Linked DNA regions of Homo sapiens: region 1 is linked to region 2. A link is an interaction called in ENCODE POLR2A ChIA-PET data of the cell type or tissue named here. Cell type or tissue: K562. All regions are shown on one strand. Links, peaks and the distances in the headings refer to the core of each region. The heading gives the core; the rest is flanking DNA. Region 1 overlaps JMJD1C (jumonji domain containing 1C). Region 2 overlaps JMJD1C (jumonji domain containing 1C).

What was found. ChIA-PET counts read pairs that join two places held together with the same protein. Peaks named below come from ENCODE experiments on the same cell type or tissue, not always from the same donor. Only the 100,000 strongest peaks of a DNase experiment are listed, where the experiment ranks them.
Region 1: POLR2A ChIA-PET joins it to region 2 with 6 read pairs; 3 of 35 experiments call an interaction of 5 or more read pairs at or near these places.

What each region holds. Positions count from the first base shown.
Region 1 is chr10:63,218,869-63,234,767 of GRCh38, reverse strand. JMJD1C (jumonji domain containing 1C) reads left to right here. Exons shown (of 26, transcript NM_032776.3): 4 at 14,785-14,890. It also overlaps the pseudogene TATDN1P1. Among named protein-coding and RNA genes, the nearest start is that of NRBF2, 93 kb to the right of the region's middle. In K562, for the core only: no CTCF peak of the experiment used is centred there; a DNase peak (open chromatin) is centred at 8,807.
Region 2 is chr10:63,316,354-63,332,252 of GRCh38, reverse strand. All of the region lies in intron 2 of JMJD1C (jumonji domain containing 1C), which reads left to right. Among named protein-coding and RNA genes, the nearest start is that of MIR1296, 49 kb to the left of the region's middle. In K562, for the core only: no CTCF peak of the experiment used is centred there; a DNase peak (open chromatin) is centred at 8,142.

The DNA.
Region 1 (15,899 bases), core at 6,882-11,881, 99 kb after region 2:
AGAGACAGGGTCTCACTATGTTTCCTAGGTTAGTCTTGAACTCCTGACCTCAAGTGATCCTCCCGCCTTGGCCTCCCAAAGTGCTAGGATTACAAGCGTGAACCACCATGCCCAGCTTAATATTGCATTAAATAACTCGTTCTTTTTATAGGCCTTTAACGATATTTTTAGCAAATCTAAAAATTTAAGTATTAACATATTAAAAGGTTTTTTTTTATAGGATAGGGAAGGTTTTTGTTTTTGGTGTTTTTTTTTTTTTTTTTTTTTTTTTTTTAAGAGGAGGTTTCTCTCTGTTGATGAGGCTGGAGTGCAGTGGTGCGATCGTGGCTCACTGCAGCCTCTACCTCCCATGCTCAAGCAATCCTCCCACTTCAGCCTCTCAAGTAGCTGGGACTACAGGCATGCACCATAACACCTGCCTAATTTTTGTATTTCTTGTAGAAACAGGGTCTCGCCATGTTGCCCAGGCTGGTCTCAAACTCTGGGCTCAGCGTTTCACCTGCCTCAGCCTCCCAAAGTGCTGTGATTACATTTTGTTTGTTTTCAAGAGACTCTAAACAAGAGTCTGTCATGTTACCCATGCTAGACTTCTCGTAACTCTGGATCTCAAGTGATTAAGTCCACCTTTTAATGTGAGTATTTAAAAGAATGCAAAGAGTATTTTCATTTTACTCTGTTATCATTACCAACAAAATTTCTAAATTAGCTAGGTTTCTATGGAGTATGCTTATCATATTTAACTGTCAGATTATATTGCATTTTTTGTTGAAACTTTGTAACAAAGGAAATTAGTATTACTGTGAATAAATTGTTGGCATCAGTCTTTTTCATCTTAAATGTTTCTTTTTCTCATTATAAAAGCAAAACATGGTCATTGCAAAATAAAAAACTTCCAGAAAAATACATAAAAGCATAGCAAAGTAGATTATTCATAACTCAGCTAAAGAAATTACTGGTAATATCTGTTATATATCCTGGTGGTGGTGTGTGTGTGTGTGTGTGTGTGTGTGCACGCGCGTGTGTGGATATATATATATATATAATATGTATATATGGAGATACATATATATATAAAATCTTTCTAGTTGGAAAAGTAAAAGGAATGTTTTTATGGTTCTGTTTGTGATCATTTGAGCCAAGATAAAATATTTTTAAGGCTGTATCCCATTGCTTAAGTAGATTTCATTTGGGGGATATTTTAATTCCAGGACATAAATTCTGACGAATATAATGAAAACAATTATATTAAAATACCCTTGTATTTGTCATTAATTCTGTTTTGTTTGCCTGGTGTGTTTTAATGTGATTATAATTTGAGATTTGTTTTTTTGGGTGTTGTTAGACATGAAGTTTAAAATTTTTTTTTAAGTCTAATTTTATCAGTGCTAATGTTACAGACAGTGCTTTTCTAAGAGTTAAAATGACTATACTCTTTTATCCTTAGGGAAATATGCTTAAGAAGTAAATCAGGTTATTAATATGCTGTGAAGAGTTTGAAAACAGTGGTGCTCAGTTGAGCATATTTTAGACTATGCAGGTTAATTGGACACATTTTTAACTATAAAGGATTAACTAAAATTGTGGCAACCTTTTCAGCCTTGAGATTCCATTAAATTGTAGTGTGTTTGCTTGTTTGTTTTTGTATTGATAATTTTTGTGAAAGCCTTCAGGTCAGAGTCACTTTTCTAGATCAGAATGTCAAAATTAACTGAGAGAGAATAACTTAAAATATTCAGTGGAATTAGACAGCATTGTAGTTTTCTTTTTCACTTTAAATGAAGTTTGCAGTAACATTTGAGTTCCCAAGAATTGTGGTTTGCTAAAAATTTGAACAGAGGAAAAATTTAAAAGTAAACAGAAAATGAACTTTGAAATTAATTTAATGGTGAATTTATATATACCAAATAATGAAAATGACACAGGAATGTTATTTCATGTAATCATATTTTAATTTGAAAAATCATGAGTCCATAGAAACATCATAGAACTTTGTACATAAAATGTTAAAATCTTGAGACTTTAAAATTCAGAACCCTTTTACCATTTCATAATTTCTCATGACATATACTTCTCTTAAACTTTATCATTTCCTCCTTAGTAATTAATGATATAAGTAGTTGCAAGCAATGCCAAATGGATGTTCCAAGGAGAGATCCCTGAAATATCTGGATATATAACAGTGGGTTGCTTATAGCAACAGCAAACTTCTAGGTAGATTTCTTAGGACTATGGAATTTTTTTCCTTCATAACAGTTAATATTCTTGGATCAAGCTGCAGGTTTTAGCTATACTCATTCTCTCTGAAATGAATTATTAACCAGTATCAGTTTTACATTTTTCATTTCTTTTCATAGATAAAAGTAAATTATGTTGTCATTGTAAAGGACCAGATGCAGTTTTAAAAAATTTTTAACATTCATGGGCTTAATAAAATTTCTTTTCTGAAACTTTTAAACAATTTTAAAAGATCAGTGGTTTTTTAATCAGGACAACTTTGAAAAGATGAACGTGTTCCAGAAAGGGGATGACTTCACATTATAGTAATATATTGAGAAGATGATTGTTAAGACTATGACAAAAAAAAAACTTTAGAAGAAGCAGTATGAAAATAAGCCCTTAAGGGTAAAGGAGACCGGGTGCTGTGGCTCACGCCTGTAATTCCAACACTTTGGGAGGCCGAGGCAGGTGGATCACATGAGGTCAGGAATTCAAGACCAGCCTGGCCAACATGGTGAAACCTCATCTCTACTAAAAATACAAAAAATTAGCTGGGCATGGTGGCAGTGCCTGTAATCCCAGCTACTCAGGAGGCTGAGGCAGGAGAATTGCTTGAACCCAGGAGACGGAGGCTGCAGTGAGCTGTGATCACACCATTGCACTCCAGCCTGAGTGACAAGAGCGAGACTCTGTCTAGAGGAAAAAAAGAGTAAAGGAGATAGTCTATTTTCTTGTTTTATTTTATTTTATATTTTTTTAGACGGAGTCTCGCTCTGTCGCCTAGGCTGGAATACAATGGCACAATATTGGTGCACCACAACCTCCGCCTTCTGGATTCAAGCGATTCTCCTGTCTCAGCCTCCTGAGTAGCTAGGATTACAGGTGTGTGCCACCATGTTCAACTAATTTATGTGTTTTTAGTAGAGACGGAGTTTCACCATGTTGCTCAGGCTGATCTCGAACTCCTGACTTCAAGTGATCTGCCCGCCGTGGCCTCCCAAAGTGCTGGAATTACAGGCATGAGCCACTGTGCCCGGCCTATTTCCTTGTTTTATATACTTGCAGTTCCTGTATAGGCCCTGCCACCATTTGATTCCATACAGATCTCGGGCTTGCTCATTGATTTCTATAACTAATCAGTGTTTTTGATTGTGTTTGGCAGGAAATTCTTAAGGCCACCAGGCTAATTGCAGTAAGTCATTGCTTCTAAAGCTTGCTTTGTAAAAAGCTGGGCTTAATTGCCGTTGAAGTCAGTTCTGTTCTCTAAACTGACAGTTTTCCCATCTTATTTAGAAAATCAAAGTAATCACAGAAATTTAGGATCACAGTTGAGTGAATCCTGTACTACCAGCTTAATTCTGATTTGTGTGCATTAAGATCTTGCTTGCATAGTTTAAGGTTTTTTCTTGAGGGGGGAGTGTTGGTGTGTAAATAGTGTCCCAAGTGCTTGGCTCTAAAATATTCATGTTTGGAATGTATACAGAGAATCAAGAGGTTCCTTAAAAGTTATAATAATTTAAAATTCTGCTTACAACTTAAAAACTTAACAATGATGATAAATCTGGTAATTTTTAGATTTTATTATATTATGTGTTGTACAGAATCACATCACCAAAATTGACAATACAGACTCAGAATTATGTTAGAAATATTTTGAAATAACATTGCATTAACCTTGTGTGGTAGAAAGCCTCCTTTCTCCCACTAGCATTTGGAGACAATTTTGTGGCAATATGTGGTGGTCAAATTTTATTTTTTATTTATTTTTTTTGGGGGGGGGGACAGTCTCACTCTGTCACCTAGGCTGGAGTACAGTAACATGATCTTGTCTCACTGCAATTTCTGCTTGCTGGGTTCAAGTGATTCTCATGCCTCAGCCTCTCAAGTAGCTGGGATTACAAGTGTGTGCCACCACACCCAGCTAAGTTTTTGTAATTTTAATAGAGCCAGGGTTTAAGTAACTACCATTGTGAATGCAACTTAAAGCTCCAATTGTATTTACAGTTACCATTTTATGAAATGGACAAAACATTTAGCTCTTATGTTTGTGGAGCCTTCTGCATATTATACAAGTTAATATGTTTCTTAAATTCTTATGATTAAATGTTGATGCTGTGAAAATGAATGGTATTCAAAACTTGTAAAAAGTGCAGGGTAAAGAAGTGGTGGAATTTTTTCGAAACAGAGTCTTTGCTCTGTTGCCCAGGCTGGAGTGCAGTGGCTTGATCTCAGCTCACTGCAGCCTCTGCCTCCCAGGTTCAACGGATTCTCCTGCCTCAGCCTCCTGAGTAGCTGGGATTACAGGCAAGCGCCACCATGCTCGACTAATTCTTGTATTTGTAATAGAGACAGGGTTCACCATGTTGGCCAGGCTGGTCTCGAACTCCTGATCTCAGGTGATCTGCCCACCTCAGCCTCCCAAAGTGCTGGGATTATAGGCATGAGCCACTGCACCCAGCTTATTTTCATTTTATGTGTAGACAGACTTAATGCCAAATTTAATGATTTGCCCGTGGACATGCTAGACATTGTCTTTAAGGTTCACTTCAAGTTACCAATTCCACTTAGGCCTCCATATCTGATGAATATGCTTACCAGTATGTTAATTTTTAGGAAAAAAACCTAAACCTATTTTGGGTTTTTTAAAATAGCCTTTTACTGAAATTGCTTTCTTTAGATCAGTGTGGGATCACAGTCATTCATCACTTTGTTTTGTTTCTAAATAAAAATAAAACTCGAATGCAAAGAATATTATTGGAATGCAAAAATGTAATAATTATAACAGATTAAAATGTTGGTGTTTGCTGTTTTCCCCTGGTACAACAATCCTTTTTTAGCCAATAAAAAAATAAATCTAAACATCATTCTGATTTTCTGAATGTCACTTCCATTTCTAGACTATTTCCAGTTACAATAAATGAAAATAGAGTTTTATTATATTTACTCCTTTCATCAATTCTATTCAGAAACTAAATTTGTCTCATCTAGTTGCAGAATGTAAATAATTTAGAAAGACTAAGCATATTTTATATTATCTTCTTGATTGTATGAATGAGAAAATAATTACATGGATAGTATAAATTGTTGTCCTATTTCTTCCTACCATCTTAATCTGTTTTTTTGTTTGTTTTTTTTTAAACTGCTGCTCATGGAGCAGGGCTACCCTGTAGGCAGTGTGCCCAGAGTAGCCCCATCCGAATCTTTATGTATAATTACGTTTTGGAAAGATAGACATTTTATTGCTTTAGTTTAAATGATAGTCTGGATTCTAGACGTCTGAATTAACCACAGCTAATCAAATGATGAAATTTTGTATACGGAGACTTAATTACCCCTTGCTTTTAATTATGTGAAATCTTTTAATATGTTTCCTTTTTTTTAAAAAAGTATTTATTTATATTTATATGTACTCAGACACACACACACCTACATAGAGAGCTTAAGAGATTAATCTATCGTGTCCTTAATAAATCAGGTAGACTATCTTTATAATATCTCTTACTTTTTAATGCATATTCTCATTTTTACTTTACTTGAGAGCCCAGAGAAGATGATGATTCCAATCTCTGAATGTAATAGTCATTGACCTAATGGAGGAAATCTTATCTTGCAAATTAGATAATTTTTCCTAAATTATGTACATTAAAATCAAGTATATTGTTATATTTGGAAGGCTAAGCATTGTCCAGAATAAATCAGGGAAACTCATTTACTTGTGAAAGTTTAAATAATGTATTTACCTTAAGATATTTTTGTCTTTACTGGTGAAAAGGATTTGGTATTGATTTAATTTCCTGTGCTCCTGATTGTATATATTTCAAGCATTTGTGGAAATAAGAGTTTGCAGTCAGTTAGATCAAATTGCATTAGTATATTTAAAATTGTATTTGATACATTGATGTAGAAGTTTTTAATCTTGCTTCATACTGGTTGTTCTGTTTTGTTGTTTTTAATTAGGAAAAGGCAAACTGTACCTACAAGCTAATCCAGCCTGCTTCTTGTTTTTATCTTTTCCTTTTTAATTTTTTTAGAGACAGGATCTCCCTCTGTCACCCAGGGTGGAGTACAGTGACTACAGTGATCATACCTCACTGTAGCTTTGAACTTCTGGGCATAAGGGATCCTCCCACCTCAGCCTCCTGAGTAGCTAGGATTAGAGGTACAAGCCACTGTGTCCAGTTACTTTTAGATTTTTAAACAGTTGAAAAAAACTCAAAAAGAAGAATATGTCATAACACCTAAACATTCTATGAAATTCAAATTTCATAGAATGCTAATATAGAAACATTTATTGGAACATAGCCATGCTCATTCATTTATGTATTTTTATGGTATTTTTTTAGCTACTTTTCTGCTGTAACAGCAGGGTTGAGTAGTTGTGACAACTGGTATGGCCCATAAAGCCTAATATATTAACTTTCTGGCCATTTACAAAAAATGTTTGCTAGCCCTTATTATAATTCATGAAAATACATGGAAGCCTTCAGCGGTACCTTCATTTAGTTAACTGCAGGTGGTATAGACAGCTTTGCTTTTTGAGCACCCCTGTAGCAACTTTCAAACTTTATATATTTCTTGTCCCAGCAAATCCTTATTAGCAAAATGGATTCTTGTATAAGTTAAAAAGATGTGGTGTGGTAAAAATTAATGTCACTCTTGTGGACTTAACATTCACGTTTTAAAACTGTTGCCAGCAATCTCAGGGATCTAAGAACAAGCAACTATTTGTAGTTTTGCTAAACCATGAATTTATGACTGGCGAAACTGGTATGGCAAAACATGTTCAATCACCTAATCTGATGTTCAGGATACAAAATAATTGCTTTTATGGTAACTCTTATACTATCAAAGATGGTTTTTATGGAGAAATTTATGTCATGGAATGGAATTTAAGAAAGCACACTGGATGTTACCACAAAGGTCAAGGGTTTTATAGCAGAGGGGAAAATCATTCCATTAATAAGCCACACATATCAGTATCAATTTGAAAGTGAGCATTCAGTCATTATCTATCAGAAATTGTCCAAAGGAGGAGAAACTGCTGCAGTTTTGTGATATTTCTTTTATCCTAAAATGAAAGTGCTACTCTAGACATCAGTTGAGACTTTTGAGCAAATCTGTTACGTTATTAAGCCAGTCTTCTCTGTCACTTAGAAACTAACCACCCTTTGTTGGTTTTTTGTCAGCAGTCAAATGAGACTATGTGTGACATAAATAATATATTTCTTGAACTGGCAAGGAGCACTCTACCTTATTATCTTAGGAAATGAGTTGTGTATATTTTTAACATTTTCATAATACTGGTGTCATTAAACCTAACTAGGCATATCTGAATATTTTAGTGTTCTGAGCTTATGTTTTATATTACCTAGATGGTTATTTTTTTCTTTCGAATTAAGTAGAAAGTACATAATCACCTAAAATTATGTTAGTACAGTAGTCTTACTGTCAAAATACACATTCCAGCCTGATTTTAACCTTTTCTTTGAGAGTCTCACTCTGCCACCCAGACTGGAGTGCAGTGGCACAATCTAGGCTCACTGCAACTTCTGCCTCCCAGGTTCAAGGGATTCTCCTGCCTCAGCCTCCCGAGTAGCTGGGATTATAGATGCGCACCACTACACCTAAATACATTTTTTTTGTATTTTTTAGTAGAGATGAGGTTTGGTTTCACCATGTTGGTCAGGCTGGTCTTGAACTCATGACCTCAGGTGATCCACCCACCTCGGCTTCCCAAAGTGCTGGGATTACAGGCATGAGCCACCACACCCGGCCTGATTTCAGCCTTTTACTCCATCATGTCCTTCTCTCTCTCTTTTTTTTTTTTTTTTTTTTTGAAACAGGGTTGTGCTTTGTCGCCCAGGCTGAAGTACAGTGGCACGATTATAGCTTATTGCTGCCTTGAATTCCTGGGCTCAAGTGATCCTCCCATCTCAGCCTCCCGAGTAGTTGGGACTACAGGTGCGCACCCCACCATGCCTGGCTGATATTTAAATTTTTTGTAGCAATGGCATCTCGCCATGTTGCTCAGGCTGGTCTCGAACTCCTGGACTCAAGGGATCCTCCCACCTTGGCCTCCTGAAGTGCTGGGATTATAGGTGTGAGCCACCGCACCCGGCCCCATTATCCCCTCCTGTACACGTGAAAAAATACCTTTATTTTGATCATCCAAGCAGTCATTCAGCACAGTGTTAACCTAGAAAAAAACAGCATTTGGGTATTTGTAGATCATGACTAAGGTACATCACCAAAGTGAGGTTTCTTCTCTTTTACACTTTCTGATTATAAGATTGCATGAGTTTGCCACCCTAAGTCTCCTCTCTTTGATGAGTATTTGACTATTTCTATATGTGGAATGTCACATAACCAGTGTTAGAAGTTTATAGAAAGGTATCTTCCACCCGTTGTTCTTTGCTTTTGAGTCAGCCTCAGTTTATAAGATAATGTTGCCTTTTACCCCTTACATATAAAGAAATGTGTCAAATTTTAAAAGGCAATAATAGTAAACTTTCATTTCTTTTGATTGTGCTAATGAGAGAGAGTGTATGTGGAGGGAAGGGGGGGGTGGGGGAGAAGAACCTGAGCCCTGGAAGTCACAGAACTAAGTTCAGATAACAGCTCTGTCACTTCCTGCTTGTAACCATGAACCTCTCTGAACATACTGTGTATATCAGCTCACAAAGTTGTTACAATTGATACTGTATGGAAAGTACCCAGCATAGTGTCTGCCATAGTAAATGCACCTTTAGGTTAGCTTTTTTTTTTTTTTTGGAGATGCAGTCTCGCTCTTGCTGCCCGGGCTGGAGTGCAATGGCGCCATCTCAGCTCACTGCATCCTCTACCTCCCGGGTTCAAGTGATTCTCCAGCCTCAGCCTCCCCAGTAGCTGGGATTCACAAGCGTGTGTCACTACACCTGGCTAATTTTTGTATTTTTAGTAGAGACGGGGTTTCACCATGTTGGCCAGGTCGAACCCCTAATCTCAGGTGATCCACCTGCCTCGGCCTCCCAAAGTGCTGGGATTATAGGTGTGAGCCACCGCGCCTGGCCTTATGGTAGCTATTTTTGTGTATCAGTACATTAAGGTGTCTCACTAATGTTCAATTAGAGTTCATGTCTATCTTTGCAAGAGGAGGAACAACACACAAGTGACTGATGTACCCCCAAACCTCATTTAAGATGTTTTTTGAACTTTTTCTGTGTTCTGTATACATTTCTAATAAAGCAGATGCTTAGTGAACTGATTTTTTTCCATTTGTCGTTTGCTGGAGGTTATAACTAGTAGCTCAAATAGGATACAGTTTACATAGGAGGAGAGGTTCATAGAGGGTCCTGTCTCTTCAATTAGCTTAGGTGACTTGTTTTTGAAAAATTAATAGGTATTAGTTATTCAAGATAAGAACTATATATAGGTAACTACTTATAGTTACTGTCTTTAAAGTGTGAAATGTGAAGACTGTGCCATTAAGTGGATTTTTTTCTTTTTTTTTCGAGACAGAGTCTCGCTCTGTCTCTAGGCTGGAGTGCAGTGGTGCAATCTCGGCTCACTGCAACCTCTGCCTCCTGGGTTCAAGCGATTCTCCTGCCTCAGCCTCCCTGGTAGCTGGGATTACAGGCGCCCACCACCACACCCAGCTAGGTTTTGTATTTTTAGTAGAGATGGGGTTTCACCATGTTGGCCAGGATGGTCTCGAACTCCTGACCTCGTGATCCACCCACCTCGGCCTCCCAAAGTGCTGGGATTATAAGTGTGAGCCATCGCACCCGGCCCATTAAGTGGATTTTTAATCTCACACGAGCTCAAGGCACAGCTGAAGACCTTTTAAATTCTGTGAAAGATAGTGGATATTCATAGCTAGTTTTTAATTCCAGACCCTTAATTTCTCTTATCTGTAAGTCAGCCTTGTTGACTTCTGTCTAACATTTAGCACCTTTACAAAATTATTCAAGTCAGTAAATATATATATAAAAAACCTATTTGGCTTTGTTTCAAGATTTGCTCATTTAACCTTTAATAATCCTCTTTAAAATGGGAATGATGATGTAACAGAAATCCCTGTAACTTACAAAGTACTATATGTAGACGAGGGGGAGGAATTCAACAACAATGCCTGTCATAAATCAGGCAGTGCATTGGGATACTTTTTGTGGGTTTTAATTAACCAGGTAGTTCACATCATTCAGCACTCAAATGTCATAAATCAGAATTAGATATTTTAAGAAAGCTAATTTTTGTACATAAGAAAAAATCTTATTAAAACATTTATTAAGATAGAAAAAGAGGGAAATATTAGTAACTCTGCTTTATAGATGAGGAGATTGAGAGACCAGAGTTTGAACCTACATAAAGTCATTATCAGTAAAGGGACTCAATTTAACAGTTTTTAATGGTATGCTATTTCCGCTAGATAATTAATGGTTTATTGTTGGAAAAATATTTGTATATTGTTTAATGATCTTGGAAATAGAGCCCATTATTTTAACCTGTTGAAAAAATATTTATAAGGCTGGGCTCGGAGGCTCATGCCTGTAATCCCATTGGGAGGCGGACGCAGGCGGATCAAGAGGTCAGGAGTTTGAGACCAGCCTGACCAACATGGCGAAACCCCGTCTCTACTAAAAATACAAAAATTAGCCGGGCTTGGTGGTGGGCACCTGTAATCCCAGGTACTCAGGAGGCTGAGGCAGGAGAATCTCTTGAACCCGGGAGGTGGAGGTTGCAGTGAACCGAGATTGCACCACTGCACTCCGGCCTGGGCGACAGAGTGAGACTCCATCTCAAAACAAAACAAAACAAAAAATATTTATAAATAAATGTTGAAGAAATAGATTATATATCCTAGTAGTTATAACTTATAAAATTTAAACATAGGCAACTGGTTTTATAGCCCATTATTTTAACCTGTTGAATAAATAAGATATAAATAAATGAGTTATAAGTTGTAAAATTCCAACACAGTCAACTGGTTTTATAAGGTGTACTTGTCTGCACGGTGTTGGCAATGCTTCTTTAAAACAGTTTATAGCCAGGCGTGATGGCTCATGCCTGTAATCCCTGCACTTTGGGAAGCCAAGGTGGGCAGATCGCTTGAGTCCAGGAGTTTGAGACCAGCCTGGTCAACATGGTGAAACCCCGTCTCTACTAAAAATACAAAAATTAGTTGTGCATGGTGGTATGCGCCTGTAATCCCAGCTACTCAGGAAGCTGAGGCAGGAGAATCGCTTGAACTTGGGAGGCGAAGATTCCAGTGAGTCAAGATCGTGCCCAGTACACTACGGGCTGGGAGAGTGAGACTGTGTCTCAGAAAAAAAAAAAAAAAAACAGCACAGAAAAAACAGTTTATAATTCCCTATATTATGGAAAAGGTATATGGATGGTTATGTATGGAAGTTTTTGTTTGTTTGGGTTTTTTTTTTTTGCAGATAATTTCTTTACTGAAACTATCGGTAAGTTTTACTATGAAATTTTACATACATGATGGAAAGTGGAAGACATATACCAATTATATTCCAGGAAAAAATACTTTAATAGTATTGTTATATAGTGTATTGGCTGATTCCAGTGGATCCTCGTCTCTCACTGCTGACATTATCTCCAATATTTGAATTATATGGCAGGGTTCATTTCTGTCTTTTAAGCAGTGCCCACTTTCCCACTTCTTTTTGGTAGGAAATGCAGTTTTTATATATTTTGATCCAGCATGTGTACTTTTGACTCCACACCAAGGTGCATCTGTCTCAATCATTAATTTTTCACTAGGAATTGACTTCAAAACTTCCAAATTAGTTTCAGTTTTCAGTGAGCAACCATTAAATCCTATATAAAGATCCAAGTCAATCAAAGCAGCTGCTGCTTCTTTGGTACCATCAAATGAATGCACCACTCCCTCTACACACCGATCTCTATTTCTTTTAATTATGTCCAAAAATTCAGCATGTGAGTTTCGACAATGAAGAAACATTGGTAATTTTGTTTGTTCTGACAGTTCAAACTGTTTTTCACAGTATTTGAGTTGAGTATCTTTGGGACAAAAGTGCAGTCAGTCAAAATCAAGTCCACATTCTCCTACTGCCACAACTTTCCCTTTATTGTTTTCATCAAGATTTAGCAACTCCTTTAAGTAAAGATCAGGGTTATTCTTTTCAAATTTACCACATCTTGTAGGATGACATCCAGCTGTACTGAAAAACATATGATTTGTTTGTGCCAAATGCAGTGCATCTTTACTGTCTTGTAGATTTCCACCTGTAATCATAAACTTTTTAACACCAATCTCGACAGCTCTCCCTGTTACATCCTGTAAATCATCTTGATGCTTTTGAACCCCCCTATAAATTCCTCTGAACATGGTGTCAGTCAAGTTGATAACAATATCGATAAACTTGAAATGACTCATGACTGCAGATGGGGGACCTCCCTGGCGGAAGTGCTATGTAAGGAAGTTTTAAAGTGAGAAAAATTTTAAAAGAACTTGCTGTCAGAGATATCTGAAAATAGTAATGGTTTTCCTTGTAAAATAGTTTTCTATGGGCCAGATGTGGTGGCTCACGCCTGTAATACCAACACTTTGGGAGGTTGAGGCAGGTGGATCACCTGAGGTCAGGAGTTTGAGACCAGCCTAACCAATATGATGAAACCCCATCTCTACTAAAAATACAAAAATTAGCCAGGCATGATGGCATGCTCCTGTAACCCCAGCTACTCAGGAGGCTGAGACAGGAGAATTGCTTGAACCTGGGAGGTGGAGGTTGCAGTAAGCCGAGATCGTGCCATTGCACTCCAGCCTGGGCAACAAGAGCAAAACTCCGTCTCAAAAAACAAAAACAAAAAGTTTCCTATGTTCTGTTTGTTATCGACTAGACTGTCAGCTGGTGTGCATTAAGGGGGTTAGAGTCTGATAGGACTTTCTAAGTGTGTACTGTATTATTGAGGGGGTGCAGAGAAAAGAGATTGCTAGAAAGTTTCTTTGCAAAGTAAAGAAAGACATGTTAATGCCCATTTCTTTCTCCCAAAATGACAGATTTTGCCTACTTATTTGTATGACAGTTTTTCATTCTGGTATTTTCTTCTGCTGTAAAGCAGTACTTCTATGTATTTTCCAAGGAACATAATTAATTTAAAGGCCCTTACTTTGGCCTGTTGGCTTTCACTATGTTTAAGTACATATCAGATAGAATATTTACCACAATACTATTCTAAAAATACAGAGTAGTGCCTTAAAAAGCAGTATGAGAAGGAAACACTTTACCTGGATAGACTTTGGAGAAGAGTGAAGTATGACCTACTTGATTAGGGGTCCTTTTTTATTTTTTACACTTCAGCTACCTTTTGGCTTTTCAAAGTTGCCAAATTGTTTTTTATTCATCAGATATAGTTCACTTAGTTTAGCTCTTTTCTATTCACGGGTTTCCATGATCTGCCTGTCCACTTTTTTTTTTTTTTTAAGACGGAGTCTCACTGTCGCCCAGGCTGGAGTGCAGTGGTGTGATCTCGGCCCATTGCAAGTGCCACCTTCCGGTTCACACCATTCTCCTGCCTCAGCATCCTCAGTAGCTGGGACTACAGGCTCCCACCACCACACCCAGCTAATATTTTTTTGTATTTTTAGTAGAGATGGGGTTTCACCATGTTAGCCAGGATGGTCTCGATCTCCTGACCTTGTGATCCACCCACCTCAGCCTCCCAAAGTGCTGGGATTACAGGCGTGAGCCACCGCGCCCGGCCCTGCCTGTCCACTTTAAAAATAGTTGCCATTTGACAGTGCTGGTTTGTTATTCTTCTCAGCTACTCTAGTGTCCCTGCAGCTGATCTCAAATGCAGGAGCAGCAGAGGTACTTTGAGAGAGAGAGAGAGAGAACAGAATATCAGAGTCCAGTGGGAGACCAGCAAATTGTGGGAAATCACGTGACTGTATGATTCACATCTCCAATGAGAGAGAATTGGTTGTTTCTATGTCTAGATCCAGCCTGTTATGAGAGTAATACCATCAATAATGTAATTTTAATTGTCTGGATGCTTTGGCGCTAGTTTCAAGAAATAAAATTTTTAGCAGCAAAATTACTGGTCAGATGACTGTGAGTAGAACTGAATTTGATGACATTTAAATCAGGACAGAATAAAAGTAGTTTCAAAGTCTAGAGGTTAAGTATTATGGGAAGGTCAGTAAGTCATCTGTGTATGTATCTATTGTCATTCAAATGTTCACCTCAGTTCTTTTGCCAACACCTTTAAATGACCTGATGTTATTTCATTTGTATATTGCTTCCAATAGTGAATCCCTTAAAAAGATGACTTGAATAAGGCTATACTTTAAAAGTTAGAAAACACATTAATTTCAAATTTTGACTTTAGGACATTGTTGTCAAAGGTCAAATCTTACCACAGATTAATTTCTTATGCTCTTTTGTTACACAATTGCCAATGAACTATAACTCATGAATTTGTGTTTTTGCATACATTTAGATCAAAGGAATTTTATTCAGTCCTTAGAACGTATAGGAGGGAAAGTCGGTAACATTAATGGTAGGAGAGCGTAACATGGACCTTTCTTTTAATCTATAATTCTAGGACGACATAGACAGCCTAAACCCAGTTCTCAGGGACAACCCGCAGCTTCATGAGGAAGTGAAAGTCTGGGTAAAGGAACAAAAGGTTCAGGAGATTTTTATGCAAGGTAACTATTTTGAAGTTATGCATTAAATTTTTTTGGATCTAGGCAACTTATCATATTTGTTTTTGGTTATTCAATTGTGTGCAATATAAATAGAAGGCCCAGTCCAATATTTTGAGTTATATACATCCAGGAAAATAATAGCAGAGTGATAATAATTTTGATAGAAAGTTGATAATTTCACAAGTGTATTAACTTTATTTGAACTGAATGCCTGTCATGAAATTACAGCTACACAGGTGTTTTGTTGACAGAAAACTGCATATTATGGAATTCTTTAGGTGTGTCTTTCCTGGAGAAGGAAGCATTGTTTGCAGTAGAGGGTTGCCCACAGCCACAATTGATTTCCTTTGAAGAATGTTCTTCGTATCTGGTAAAAGTGGCCTATTTCAGTGCACCTTTTTCAGAAATTACTAGTCTTTTGTTTCCTTTGTTTAGTATGTTACAACGTGTGACCTTCAAACCAGTGGGGTTTGACGATTTTTAGCAATTTCCATTTCTGTCAGTAAAATCATGTATTGTAAATACAAGCTTTTTGGAAATTGAATGGAAAGTGAGACAATATGGCATGAACTGTTGTTGAATGTCTTTGTGAATGGAATTTTGTTGTTAAATTCCCATATCTATCTCAACCGTCAACTTCCATGCCATTAAGTGTCAAGAGAGAATCCCAAAGCTGTTTGCTTTATATGGGTATGTACAGTAGTGGATCATCTACATATTTAATTCTTCCTAGGCTAAATATTCTTTAAACTTTTCTGTGGAGAATTTCAAACACATACAAAAACAGAATATTTCAGTGAACTTTCATTCACCTCTCTCCCAGCCCCAACAACTATCAAATCTTGGCTGATCCTGTGCTATCCATACCCCCTTCTATCAAATTTCAGACATCACCCTATTCTATCCATTTTTTTGAACAAAACAATGCTGGAACATTATTCTGAAAAAAGTAATTGTTTTTAAATTTAAAATACTAGGTATTTCAAGTTTTCATTTGTCTTATAAACGT
Region 2 (15,899 bases), core at 5,176-10,175:
TTTTCTTACTTTACTTATATAAGCTGCATTTTCTTGTGGGAGTCATATTTTGAGGTCCACTTAGAAGTCTGATGTCATGCCTAACTTAGACTTCATCTAGTCAATGTTAATATAGAGTTTGGTTTTGTTTTTTAGTTAGGGTAAATGGTATAATATTAGAAAAATGTTGGCTATTGTCTTTTGTGGAAAGCAAGAAGTTAACTGGTTTTTAAGATACGCATATTAATATTTAAGTGAAGAATAGGCAGTTACTTTCTGAGCATGTAGTGAATATGGGTAGTATGTGTATACCCTGGGAATATACAGTAATCTGTGGTATGTTGGTTGTTAAAAGGTCGGGTGCTGTGGCTCATGTATGTAATCCCAGCACTTTGGGAGGCTGAGGCAAGGGATCACTTGAGGGTCAGGAGTTTGAAACCAGGCCGGCCAGTATGGCGAAACCCCATCTCTACTAAAAATACAGAAAAATTAGTTGGGCGTGGTGGCACATGCCTGTGGTGTGGTCCCAGCTTCTTGGGAGGCTGAGGCATGAGAATCACTTGAACCTGGGAAGCAGAGGTTATAGTGAGCTGAGATTGCACCACTGTACTCCAGCCTGGGCAACAGAGCGAGACTGGCTCAATATATATGTTTATTTATTGAAGTGTTGAACTTCTCTGACATTCTGTTAAAACGTCTGGATCACCCTAGAAACAAATGGAGGCGAACAGTTTTGTGTAGACTATCAGTGGATTTGTGGACTTCCCTGAAATGTATCTTTGGATCGCAAGTTAAAACCTCATAATCTAAAAGTGAAAAAAATAGGGCAAGCAAATGAAAAACCATGTAAGCGAATGTATTGGAAATGTAATTCTAATTGTGCAGTTTCACATATAATTTTGTAGGACGAGGATATTGAAGTAAGTAAAATTGAGATTTGATAGGAAAAAAGTAAGTAATGAGAAGTGGGTTTAAGAGTTTTAACAGAGGATTGGACATATTTTTATAGGGCAAGAGGTAAAGTAGAAAGCTCAGGCAGAAATGAGCTGATTACATGCACAAAAAGTGTTATGTTTGAAACCAGAGTCTAGGAGAATAATAAGAAATGAAGGAGAGAAAAAACTTTGTTTTAGCATATTATATTTTAAATGTTGGAGATACTAGCATTGGAAATTTTCTATTGATAGTACGTATTTTAGAAAACAAATTATTACTATGAATTTGGAATTCAAAATGAAATTGATACTTGAAGATAATGAAGTCAAGTAAGTAGGTGGGGAGTATACAGGTCATAGAGTAATCGACTGTGCAGAGCCTTAGAGGAATGCCTACCTTGAACAGTTTATATCAGAGATGTGAGATGATTAGATTCTAAAATTATTTTAGAAAGGAAAAATAAGAACAATAAGTCTTTTGGAGTAAGTGCTGTGTTATTCTGGGCATTTTAGTGGAGCATTGAAGATGAAGCCAAATTTCAGAAATACAAAGAGGAGGACTGTTAAAGAAGAAATGGTTTTAACTTTTGATTTTAGAATATTATCTGTGAAAAGGGGGTGGATCATTAACATCTGGTAGAAGTATCTTCAGAACAAATGAGATATAGGTAGGCTAAACAATAGAAATAATCCTAAGAAGAGAAAGAAAAAATGATAATAGGAGAGTAGGAACTTCAATATTTTAAATATGTGAACATTAAGAGGAAGAAAGTGTAGATATATTCTTACTGTCTTTGATTCTCTCCCTTTTTTGCCATTGCCTCTTTATATGTAATAAACCTTTGGATTCTAATAAAATTTAAAATCATGAATATATAATACTTTCATTTTTTTAGAAAAGTAGAACATGAATGGTAAAGCATTATGGTAAACTAGAAAGATACCATTTTCTTCTTTTACATAAATAGAATTATTTACATGTGTTCTCTTACTAAGCATGTACAGATGTTCTTTGACTTATGTTAAATTCTAAAAACCATTGTAAGTTGTGAAAATATTCTAAATTGAAAATGCATTTAGTACACTTAACCTACCAAACATCATAGCTTAGTGTAGCCTACCTTTAAACGTGCTTAGGGCCGGGTGTGGTGGCTCACGCCTGTAGTCCCAGCACTTTGGGAGGTCAGGGCAGGTGGATCACCTGAGGTCAGGAGTTCGAGACCAGCCTGGCCAACATGGTGAAACCCCATCTCTACTAAAAATATAAAAAATTAGCCGGGCGTGGTGGCGCATGCCTGTAGTCCCAGCTACTCGGGAGGCTGAGACACGAGAATCTCTTGAACCCAGGAGGCGGAGGTTGCAGTGAGCCTAGATTGTACCACTGCATCCAGCCTGGGCGACAGAGCGAGACTCCGTCTCAAAAAACAAAGCAAAACAAAAAAACATGCTCAGGACACTTACCCTATAGTTGGGCAAAATCATCAGGCAACACAATAAACTATAGAATTTCTGTTGTTTACCCTTTGTAATAGTGTGGCTGACGGGGAGCTGTGGCTTACTGCTGCTAACCCACATTGAAAGAGAGTATCAACGGTGTATCACTAGCTTGGGAAAATATTAGAATTCAAAGTATGATTTCTACTGAATGTGTATTGCTTTTGCAATGTCAGAAAGTCAAAAAATTCTGAGTTGAACCATTCTAAGTCAGAGACCATTTGTATATACATATGTGGATTTGTTTTTATGTATTTGTCAAGTTAGTGTATTGTTGCTGACAAGATTTTTTCTTTTTTTTTTTTAGTGTTTTTGTGTTGGCCCCGCAGTTGACTTTTTCAGTTCATATCCTTTTTTTTTTTTTTTCAATTGATGGAGATAGTTTTGTTTATTCACCCAAGTTTCTGAATAATTGTTCAGGCCCTGTTGCTAGCTTATCCTATCACACAAATGAGTAACAAAATTTATTCACAGTCTGCAAAATACCTTTTAGGAATTTTTGAGAAGATGAATGCTAGTCTTTAATTTCCTTTTTTCTTTCTTTCTTTCTTTCTTTTTTTTTTTTGAAATAAGGTCTCCCTGTTGCCTAGGCTGGAGTTCAGTGGCTCGATCATGGCTTACTACAGTTTCAACCTCCCAGGCTCAAGCCATTCTCCCACCTCAGTCTCCTGAGTAGCTGGGATTATAGGCGCATGCCACCAAGCCTGGCTAATTTTTGTATTTTTTGTAGAAACGGGGTTTTACCATGTTGCCCAGGCTGGTCTTGAACTCCTGGGCTCAAGCAGTTCTCCCACCTCAGCCTTTCAAAGTGCTGGGATTATAGGCATGAACCAGGGCACCTGGCCAGTTTTTTACTGTTAATAGTGAAGATAATTTCCAGTGCGTGAATACAGTGTTTTCACAAGTTCCACTGCCACTGTGGAAATGATAGTGTAATCCTAGATCTTGTGAAATACAATTAAAATATAACGTACATTTACTTACTAATAAAAGTAACTAGAATAAATGTCCCAAATAAATTAAAACAGCCCTCTTTTTAGCAAAGTTAAAGTACATATTAAACTGAGTTAGACATTTTTGTGTAATTCTACTTATTAGCTATTTATTATAGTATGTTCCAGGTATTTAAGTTGGAATACAAAGATGTAAAAACATGTCTGTACACCCTCAAAATACACAGTCTAAAAGGGAGAACATTTAGTTTCAGATGAAAGTTGTTCCCATATTTATGCATTTATGTATGTGTATGTTGCAAATTTCAGTTGTTTGAACAGAAAATTACTTCTGATATGAAACAGCCATGATAAAGTGCTCACCAGTAAAACTGGAAATACAGACAAAACATCACATGTCTATAAATATAATGTTATTCACCTCATTTATGAAATGTGTGTATTTCAATTCGTAATGAATTTGCAGTGGGAGCTCTTTTTTAAGTATATGCAAAATCAAAGGTTATCAACATATTGCCAGCTTTTTCCCCTAATCCTCTCAAATTTTTTATATATGTGACAAGCTAAATTGGATAGCATTTTTATATATTTCTTTTCTTTCTTTTTTTTTTTCTTTGAGATGGAGTTTTGCTTTAGTTGCTCAGGCTGAAGTACAGTGGCACAATCTCGGCTTACTGTAACCTCCAACTTCGGGGTTCAAATGATTCTCCTGCCTCAGCCTCCAAAGTAGCTGGGATTACAGGCATTTGCCACCATGCCTGGCTAATTTTTGTATTTTTAGTAGAGGTGGAGTTTTGCCATGTTGGCCAGGCTGGCCTCAAACTCCCGACCTCAGGTGATCCGCCTGGCTTGGCCTCCCAAAGTGTTGGGATTGCAGGCGTGAGCCACTGCGCCTAGCCTTACTACTTTTCTAAAAAATTTCAGCCGGGCATGGTGGCTCACACCTGTAATCCCAGTACTTTGGGAGGCTGAGGCAAGTGGATCACCTGAGGTCAGGAGTTCAAGACCAGCCTGACCAACATGGAAAAACCCCGTCTCTACTAAAAAAATACAAAATTAGCTGGGCGTGGTGGTGCATGTCTGTAATCCTAGCTACTCGGGAGGCTGAGGCAGGAGAATCGCTTGAATCTGGGAGGTGGAGGTTGCAGTGAGCCAAGATTGCGCCATTGCCCTCCAGCCTGGGGAACAAGAGCGAAACTCCATCTCAAAAAAAAAAAAATTTTTTCTGTGTACCCTTGATACAGTATCCTTAAAAAGCAATTTAGTTGAAAGTGCATTGACAGCAGAATGAAAATCTGAAACTTGGATTCTTCCACTACATCTTCTCGTAACTTTGTGCTTTAGGAAGTCCATTTACCTTTTGTGAGCTTCTTCCTTAGTTGTAACTGGAAGGTGTATATCTAGCCCAAATTTATTCTTCTGCCAGCACTAAAAGGCTTTTACTTGGGGGTGGGGGAAATATACATATAATGGCAATGAAGTAACTTTCTCTATTTGTTTCACCCTTTTAGAAATTGAATTTCAGCAGATAAAACCACAGTTGTGTAGGCTTATTTACATTGATGAAGCAAAGTATTGGAATGAAGGTGAAGCATGTTTACATAGAAACGTATTTTTAAGCCCCAGATATTATTATTATTGTGTTCTCATAACACTTGCCCCTTTTCAGATTGTAGGCTGTCCTGTTTTTTGTTTTAGTTTTTTTGAGGCGAGGTCTCAGTCTGTGGCTCACGCTGGAGTACAGTGGTGCATTCACAGCTCACTGTAGCATCAGCCTCCTGGGCTCAAGCGATTCTCCTACCTCAGCCTCCTCGGTAGCTGGGACTACAGGTGGATGCCACCACACCGGGCTAATTTTTGTATTTTTTGTAGAGATGGGGTCTCACTGTGTTGCCTAGGCTAATCTCAATCTCCTGGACTCAAGCAATCTTCCTGTCTCGGTCTCCCAAACTGCTGGGATTACAGGCATGAGCCACCATGCCCAGCCCCTGGTTTTGTTTGTTTTTTGTTTTGAGACAGAGTTTCACTCTTGTTGCCCAGGCTGGAGTGCAATGGCACGATCTCGGCTCACTGCAACCTCTGCTTCCTGGGTTCAAGCAATTCTCCTGCCTCAGCATCCCGATTAGCTGAGATTATAGGCACCCACCACCACGCTAGGCTGATTTTGTATTTTTAGTAGAGACCAGGTTTCGCCATGTTGGTCAGGCTGGTCTCGAACTCCTGACCTCAGGTAATCTGCCTGCCTCGGCCTCCCAAAGTGCTGGGATTACACGCGTGAGCCACTGTGCCTGGCCCAGCTCCTGGTATTTTAAGTAATGTGTCAGTGTCCAATGTCTGTCCACCTCTCCGCCTCCACCAGTCTGATGTGGACCTTCAGTGTTTCATGTTAGGCTTTATAGGCAGTATCTTATAACATTACTGATTTCTTGCCATTGTAATAAATTGTTACCATATTTTATTATCTTTATTTATTTATTTATTTATTTATTTATTTATTTATTTATTTATTTTTGAGATGGAATTGCGCTCTGTCTCCCAGCTGGAGTACAGTGTATTTTGAGTAGAGACAGGGTTTCACCATGTTGGTCGGGCTGGTCTTGAACTCTTGACCTCAAATGATCCGCCTGTCTCGGCCTTCCAAAGTGCTGGGATTACAGGCGTGAGCCACCGCGTCTGGCCATTTTATCATCTTTAAACACGGCTTTCACTGTGTTATTACACTTCTCAGAAATTGTTACGCTTCCCCGTCAATTACAAATGTCATTTCTTATTTGTCACCTATTCATGTTGCTCATTGTTCCTCTATGTGGATACTTCATTACGTGAAAGATGTTCTTAGTTGTACTAAAATATATTATGCTCACATATGCATCTTTGTCTTCATTATATTGCTGTTGTCATTTAAAATAATTTTTTATAATTCAAAAACAACTGTGCTATGATGGATTTAGCAGTTAATATGTAAATGGAATAAATATAAGTATGTTGATCTACATAGAATATATGCATTAAGACATTGGAGGGATATGGAAACAAGTATATGATCCCTAAAAAGTTGGAAATAAGGTAGTTCACTGAGATTTATAGTTTATTCTAAGAAGGATTATGTTTAACTGTGTCCAGAATAAATGAAATATTTTTGGGTAAATTAACTGTTTATCAGTTATATTATAAGTTAACTGGATGTCAAGTACATACTTAAGGAATTTGAGAGACGGCACCAAAATGTAATTGAATTTAGTAATTAGATATCTAATCAGTTGTATTTACTCCTTTTTTGAGTTTAGAAGGAAAGAAGAAAGTTCTTTTTAGGCTCTAGATACAGAAAAGAGAGGTCCAAAGAGCCAGAAATTGACATTGCTTATTTAAACACTGTCGGAGGAATTAGCTGGGTGGGTGGTGTGTGCCTGTGGTCTCAGCTACTCCAGAGGGTGAACTGGATAAAAATTGATTGAGCGCGGAGATTGAGGCTGCAGTGAGCTGTGATCTCCTCACAGCACTCCATCCTGGGTGACAGAGCCAAACTCTTGTCTCAAAACAAAACAAAACAAAAAACCAAAACACTGAGGTAGAAGAAACCCTATTCTAGTATTCTTGGGCTTATTATTCCCCTGTTTTACGTCATTTGTGTTTATCAAGTAATATTTTGATTTAGCTTTCCTAAGGAAAAGTTTGTATTATTTGTTAATCCCCATGCTTTCTACACTAATTAACAGCTAATAATTATCATTTTAAAGTAATAAATTTGCATTCTGGTTTATATATCAGTAGCTATGAGCTTGATTACTAAGTTTGTCCCTAATAGGACATCTAGTCTCAGTATGCTTACAAAATCAGATATCTGAGTTTGTAATATTAAGAATTAGACTATATATATCTTTGTCATTTTATGAGAATAAAGGCCACCTATGATGGCTTTAGGTAGATAGCCAGCTGACAGTAAAAATGTATGTTTGGTTTGTATGAAGCAAGCTAAGGATTTCATGACTCCAGCAATTTACAATTTAACTCAAAATCTAGCTGAAAGCCTAGTTCAAGTTCTGTCTTTTCTATTAAATGTTTTCTGATTAGACTTACATGCAGTGACTACCCAGTATAAACCACCACCCTGGAACCTCTTTTCTTCCCGAAAATGCTTATTTTTCTCTAAATCACTTATCACCATCTGACATACACGTTTACTTGTTTATTGCCATTTCTACACTCACACAGGATTATGAGCTCTATAGGTAGGAGTTTTGTTAACACACTGCTTTGACTTTGTGGTTACCAGTGCTTGTCACATATCAAGTTCTTAAGAAGCATTCATTGAATGAAGGAATCTGTTTAATTCTGAATCTTTCTTTCCTCTAGGCTTCTTTGTTTATAAGTTGTAGTCAATATAGAATAATACAGGGTTTGTATTGTTTGATGTGTATAAATCTGATCTCCGTCTGCAGGAACTTTCTTGGAGCAAGGGCCTAACTTTGTACTATTATCTCCTCCACAGAATCTTAGTTGGCATTTGTGTTTGATCTCTTGATTTAGATAGACACGAGTTTGATTTTTGGTTTAGCTGTTTACTTACTTTTGTGACAGTAGGTAACTTTTCTGAACCTTGGTTTCTCTGTTTTAAGGATATACGAGATAGTGTTGGTTGAGGACTGTGATGGTTCATTTTATGTTGTAAGCATGACTGGGCCACAGGATACCCAGATCCTGGTAAGATATTATTTCTGACTGTGTCTGTGAGGGTGTTTCCGAAGAGATTAGCATTTGAGCTAGTAGACTGAGTAGGGAAGGACCACCCTTATCCATTTGGGCAGATATTGTCCATCCTTTGGGGGCCCACATAGAAAAAAAAAAAAAAAAAGGCAGACGAAGGATGAATTGGCTCTTTCTGAGCTGGAACATCCTTGTCTCCTGCTTTCAGATGTGGGTGCTCCTGGTTCTTCATTTTTCAGACTTGAACCAAGACACACCACTGGCTTTCCTGTTTCTCCAGCTTGTGGGCTGCAGATCATGGGATTTTGGCTTTCATAATCATATGAGATAATGAGCCTATATATATATATGTATACACACACACATATGCAAACACACAGAGAAACACACACAAATATGCTCACACTCTATTGGTCCTGTTTTTGTGGAGAACTCTAATACAAAGACATTTGAAGATTGAGAGAATGCACAAGATGGCCCCCGCAGGCCATTGTACTAGCCATCTCATTTTATATCACATCTAAGTATGCCTTGAATTTTTTTAGTTTTATGTACCTGGCCTTATTGTGCTCTTATCAGTATGACTTCTGGTTTTTGAATGGATAACATTGTTTTATAACTTGTGCTTCAGAAAATACCAGTGCTGTTTCTTTCCCCCCTTTCTTTTTTTGAAACAGTCTTGCTCTGTCACCCAGGGTGGAGTACAGTGGCGCGATCTTGGCTCACTGCAACCTCAGCCTCCTGGGTTCAAGTGATTCTTCTGCCTCACCCTCCCGAGTTGCTGGGATTCCAGGTGCGTGCCACCAAGCCTAGTTTTTGTATTTTTAGTAGAGGTGGGATTTCACCATGTTGGCCAGGATGGACTCAAACTCCTGACCTCAAGTGATCTGTCTGCCTTGGCCTCCCAGAAGTGTTAGGATTACAAGTGTGAGCCACTGTACCCGGCACCACTGTTGTTTCTAGGCTTAATTAATTTGTTGTGGCCAACAGGCTTTTCCTTGTGTTTCAGCTTTAGCACTACCTGTCCATCATAGCTGTCATTACAGCTTTGTTGACTTTACTGTCTCGCATACTCTTACCCAGTGCTGCTTTGGTCTTGCCCAAGGCGGCAGTTCTTTCCTTTTCTCTCTTCTCTACTTTTTGTTCAACATTATCTAATTTTCATATATAGATCTATGTATGTATATGTTAAATTTTTATATATATTAAATACTTTTCCCAGCTCTGCCTCTGTATTTATGACTAGATACGTAAACAATTGTTAATATACATCAATATATATTAATTACATTAATATTAACATTTGATATAGATTCTGTTCTTTCCTCAACTGTGCCTTGACAAACTTAGGAAAAAAAAAAAAGTTTTTTTTTTTTTTTTTTTTTGAGATGGAATCTCACTCTGTTGCCCAGGCTGGAGTCCAGTGGTGCGATCTTGGCTCACTGCAACCTCTGCCTTCCAGGTTCAAGCAGTTCTCCTGCCTCAGCCTCCCTAGTAGCTGGGACTACAGGAGCGCGCCACTAATTTTTGTATTTTTAGTAGAGACGGGGTTTCACCATGTTGGTCAGGCTGGTCTTGAACTCCAGACCTTGTGATTCTCCCTCTTCGGCCTCCCAAAGTGCTGGGAGTACAGGTGTGAGCCACCGTGCCTGGCCAGAAAATTTTTTAACAATTCAAATAAGTGTAAAAAGTTAAACCCTATTCTATCTTAATTTCTTGCATTTTGTATTTTACAATTTAGCAGCTTTAAAATCATCGTACTGAGTCCCTTCCACCTAAGTCACTTTCCATCTCTTGCGCTCATAATATACTGCAGGTTGGCATATACCTTTTAACTAAGAGTTTAGAGGGGGATTTTGTCTTTGTAGAAATCTGAATTTTCCAGAGGAAAAAAATTCTGAAAATTTAGAGTCCTTAGGTGAGATCCTCAGTAAACTGACATCCACTCATTTTAATAATATTCTTTTCTCTTTTATGTAAATTGATAACCAAGGCATGTGCAACATTTGAAAAGAGCTTTCCCAACATGAGAGAGAATAAACATGTAGGAAAAAAAGAATAGCCAGGAAAATACAAGGAACTGTTTTGAAAGCTTTGGGGGAAAATCCTCTTAATATACTCAGATGAGAAGATATTTCATCATTACAATGAATGAACTGGTTTAGATTCCTTAAAAGACATTCAAGAAGTGTGACTTTTGGCTTCCTCACCCAAGGTCAGCTTCAGCAGTTAGAAGGGAAAACTAAATGTTCTGAGCAAATGGTGAGAAATCCCCTAGGTTGGTGGAAGAAAGGCTGTTTTGAACTGGTGTGTGGAATAGAGAAGCTTTGTCCCAGGTCAAGAGAGAGGGCATCCTCTTGGCTATCAGAAGAAAAAATAGGAAAGGAACTATTGAAGCTCTTCACGCCTTTGAAGCAAAGGTGCCTAACTCGCGTACACTTGTAAAGTATCAGACCTTTGATATTTTGAGGAGTCAATTCAGGATAGTGCAGAGGCCCTTTCCTTCTGAGTGGATTTAAAAAATGAACTTTTGCTTCCCTACCTCTTACCCAGACAGTTCTCAGTGCTAATACGCTATAGTTGGTAAGAGATGCAGGAAAAACCAAACCAAATTGTTTTTTCCACTGTCGACTCAACACAACACTTCTGACACCAGATGTGTTGGGGTATTTTCTTACACACCTAGCAGATCTCCAGCAGACATGAGCTGGATATCCTCCAACTGAATTATTTTTTCACGCTGTCTACCTACAGCTAGCGTCAGATCCCACTGATTGAGGACTCAATCTCACAAGACTGCCTCCCACTTCAGATGACAATCGCAAGTAGTAGGTTGTCACCTATACTTCTGACTGAGCAGCTATAAAATTCACTGATCAGCTATAGACCAGCTCCTTCTCATGTTCAATTAGTTTGCTAGAGCAATTCACAAAGGTCAGAGAAACACTTTACTTATTATGTTTACCGATTTATTACAAAGAATATTTTAAAGGATACAAATGAATAGCCAGATGAAGATACATGGGATGGGATCTGGAAGGGTCCAGAGAACAGGAACTTTCATCCCTGTGGAGTTTGTGTGTGCCACCCACCTGGCACGTGGATGTGTTCTTGTACACCAGTCTGGAACCTCATTCAAACTCTATTTTTAGGGGGTTTTATGGAGACTTCATTACATAGGCATCATTGATTATATAATTGGCCATTGTTGATCAACTCAATTCAGCCCCTCTCCTCTCCCTGGAGGTCTGGGGTGGGGCTATGAACTTTCCAACTCTCTAAACACATGGTTGGTTCCCTTGGTAACAAGCACCATCCTGGGGCTATCTAGAAGCCCACCAAGATTGCCTCATTAGAACAAAAGAGTCTTCTGTCACCTAGGAAATTCCTAGGGATTTAGGAGCTCGGTGTCAGGAACCAGGAGTCAAAGGACAAATATTAGAACAAAAGATTCTCCTAGTGCCTGTATCTACAAGGATTTTAGAAGCTGTATGTCAGGAAATGGAGACAAAAAACAAATATATATTTCATGTTATCACAATAGTCGAAGAAGAGTCTCCATTTAGATGCTTTAACATGTGAAAAAATAGTGAAGCTACTTTCCCAAGGAATTGTTTTGAGAAAAGATGAGAGATTGTAGTTTTCTGCTGCCTGGAATATTCCACCTTAGGTATTTTCCACCTGTATGTCTTGAGCTCAATGGGGCTGACAGTGATTGTGGGCTGACATCGTCTATATACATTGCTTAAATGTATTTTCCTAGAAGAAAATGAGCACACAGACCAAATAAAACATTCAAAGGAAAGAAAAATAATATACTGGATTACAGATGCCATTAGTAGTAGAAATACTAGATTAGACAAATGATGAATATAAAATTATCCTAATAAATGTATTAAAAATATTAGAGGAAGATAATATGAAATAAAATCTAAAAGAAAAAATTACTCAATATCAAAAACATAATACAAAATGTAAGATATGCTGGGCATGGTGGTTCACTCCTGTAATCCCAGCACTTTGGAAAGCTGAGGTAGGCGAATCACTTGAAGCCAGGAGTTCAAGACCAGCCTGGCCAACATGGTGAAACACCATCTCTACTAAAAATATAACAATTAGTTGAGTCAGGCATGGTGGCTAATGCCTGTAATCCAAGCGCTTTGGGAGGCTGAGGCGGGTGGATCACCTGAGGTCAGGAGTTTGAAACCAGCCTGGCCAACATGGTGAAACCCTGTCTCTACTAAAACTACAAAAAAATTAGCTGGGTGTGGTGGCATGTGCCTGTAATCCCAGCTACCCAGGAGGCTGAGGCAGGAGAATTGCTTGAACCTGGAGGTGGAGGTTGCAGTGAGCCAAGATAGCACCACTGCATTCCAGCCTGGGCAACAGAGCGAGACTCTGTCGTGGAGAAAACAAGCAAACAAACAAAAAGATGAATAACAGAATTGATCTATTTGAAGAACAAAATTGTTAATTGGAAGATTAAAGAGAATATTTCACGGGGATAAAAGGACAAGGAAATAGCAAATATAAAAGAAAAATTGACAGCTATCAAATACAGAAATAAAGGTATTGACATCCAGAAGATAGGAATCTAAGAAGGGAGATAATTTTTTTTAAGTGGAGAATAAATACTTAAAGGGATAAAAGGGATAGTTTTCTAGAATTAAAGTGAGAGAGAAAAGAGAGAGGTGAGAAATTTCAGATTAAAAGGAGTTCAGAGTCAAGAGAGAAGAAAGAAACACAACATACGTTAAAGTTAAAATATAAGACTGCCAGAGATAAAGAAAATGCTAAAGACTTGCAGAGATGAGGGAAAAAAAAAAGTCACAAACAAATGAAGAAGAATTAGATTGGCATCACACTTTTTCAGCAGTAACTCTTGAATGTAAGCAGAAAATGTATTAGCTTTTTTTTTTTTTTTTTTTTTTTAGATGGAGTCTCGCTCTGTCGCCCAGGCTGGAGTGCAGTGGCGCAGTCTCAGCACACTGCAAGCTCCGCCTCCGGGGTTCACGCCATTCTCCTGCCTCAGCCTCCCGAGTAGCTGGGACTACAGGCCACCACCACACCCGGCTAATTTTTTGTATTTTTAGTAGAGACGGTGTTTCACCATGTTAGTCAGGATGGTGTCGATCTCCTGGCCTTGTGATCCGCCCACCTTGGCCTCCCAGAGTGCTGGGAGCATTTTTTAAGGTTTGAAGAGAACCTAGATTTTAAATCCCACCAAGTTGTCATTCAGATATTAAAGCCATAATAAAAATTTTTATCAAGAATACAGATACCAGAAGGTTTTTCAAACCTTAATATTAAAAATAAGTTTAGATGAGGCACTGAAATGAGCAGACCCATTTAAGGAAACGTTGAAAGAGATAAATGAAGTGAAGATGATGAAATACATTGGTTAGTGAAGCTAACCAAAGTATAGAGAAAATATGTCCATATTAACCCTGAACCTAAAAGTCTAGGTCAGTACTTCTCAAATTATCTATGCCAAAGAAACTTTTTTTTTTTAAATTCCAGTTTGTTTAGAAAATCACAAGTATTGATGTCCCAGGAATGTTGAACTTACGTAAGAGTTCTGGACATGTTATTATCAGTTCGTATATTTTTGGACCAGTAACAGAATATTTAAAGGAGCAAACAACAGAAACAGATGCAATAATGACAGAATGAAGGAAATGGCAGAAAAGGGCATGATTATAATATACTCAGTATACTCAAGGATTTAAAGTAAAACATTAACATAAGAGAAATGTAAAATATAAAAAAGACTCAAATGAACATTTAGAGGTGAACAACACAAATGAAATCACTGGATGGTGATTTCAAGATATTAGACATGGGAAAAGAAAAGATCAAGCTGGGGGTGGTGGCTGACACTTGTAATCCCAACATGTAATGCCAACACTTTGGGAGGCCAGGATAGGAGGATTCCTCGAGTCTAGGAGTTCAAGACTAGCCTGGGCAACATAAGGAGACACCATCTCTACAAAAAAGTTAAAAATTAACAAAAATTAGCTGGGCGTGTTGGCAGGCACCTGTAATTCCCAGCTACTTGGGAGCCTGAGATGCCAGAATTACCTGAACTTGAGGCAGAGGTTGTAGTGAGTCGAGATGGCACCGCTGCACTCCAGCCTGGGTGATAGAGCCAGACCCTGTCTCCAAAAACAAAACAAAACGAGCGTGGTGGTGCATGGCTATACTCTCAGCTACTTGGGAGGCTGCTGAGGCAGGAGGATCACTTGAGCCTTGGAGGTTGGAGTGGCAGTGAGCCGTGATCGTGCCACTGCATTCCAGCCTGGTTGACAGAGCAAGGCCCTGTCTCGAAAAGAAAAGAAAAAAGATCAGTGACCTTTAATGTAGCAATAGAAACAATGCAAAATGAAGCACAGATAGAATAGATGGGATGGGGGGCGACGGGGCACACTGAATAGAATTTCAGTGGCCTTTGGAATGATATCAAATATTTATGTATGCACCATTGGCATTCTGGTGTTGGAGGAGGGTGCAAGGACAAGGAGGCAGCCAGTGAAAATATTTGATTAAATAATGTACGAAATGTTTTCATATTTGCAAGAACATTATAAACATGCAGAGTCAAGAATCTTAAAGAATTGCAAACAATGGGAATGATTGTGTGTGTGTGTGTGTAGTAGGCTTAGGAGGATGAGAGAAGTTGATTAATCAGTAGAGACATACATTCAAATAGAAGAAATAAGTTCCAATGTTCTATGGCAGAGCAGGATGACTATAGTTAATAAGTCAAGTGATTCTCCTGCCTCAGCCTCCCAAGTAGCTGGGATTACAGGCACACGCCACTGTGCCAAGCTAAATTTTGTATTTTTAGTAGAAACGGGGTTTCATCATGTTGGCCAGAGTGGTCTCAATCTTCTGACCTCGTGGATCTGCCCACCTCGGCCTCCCAAAGTGCTGGGATTACAGGCATGAGCCACCATATCCAGCGTTTTATATTTCAAAATAGAAGAGAAGACTTAAATGTTCCTAGCACATAGAAATGATAAATGCTGACTGGGCATGGTGTCTCATGCCTGTAATCCCAGCACTTTTGGGAGGCTGAGGTAGGTGGATCACTTGAGGTCAGGAATTCAAAACCAGCCTGGCCAACATGGCAAAACCCCGTCTCTTCTAAAAATACAAAAATTAGCCAGCCATAGTGGCATGCGCCTGTAATCCCACCTACTCGGGAGGCTGAGACATGAGAATTGCTCTAACCCAGGGGGTGGATGTTGCAGTGAGCCAAGCCAAGATCCTGCCAGTGGGCTCCAGCCTGGGCAACAGAGCAAGACTCCATCTCAAAAAACAAACAAACAAAAAGATAAATACTCAAGGTGGTGGATACTCTAAATACCTTAACTTGATCAATACAATTCTATGCATGTAGCAGAATACCACATTACTACATAAAAATGTATGAATATTGGCCAGCTGTGGTGGCTCACGCCTGTGATCCCAGCACTTTGGGAGGCCGAGGTGGGCGGATCACCTGAGGTCAGGAGTTCAAGACCAACTTGGCCAACATGGTGAAACCCCATCTCTACTAAAAATAAAAAAATTAACTGGGCATCATGGTGGGCACCTGGGATCTCAGCTACTTGGGAGGCTGAGGCAGGAGAATCGCTTGAACACAGGAGGCGGAAGTTGCAGTGAGCAGGGATCATGCCATTGCACTCCAGCCTGGAGAGGAGCGAAACTCTGTCTCAGAAAGTATGAATATTATATACAGAATAAAAGAAAATTACAAGCAAGAGAAGTACACACAAAACAAACCAAAAAACACGTAAGAAGCCACATCATAACCAAATGCCTCAAAAGC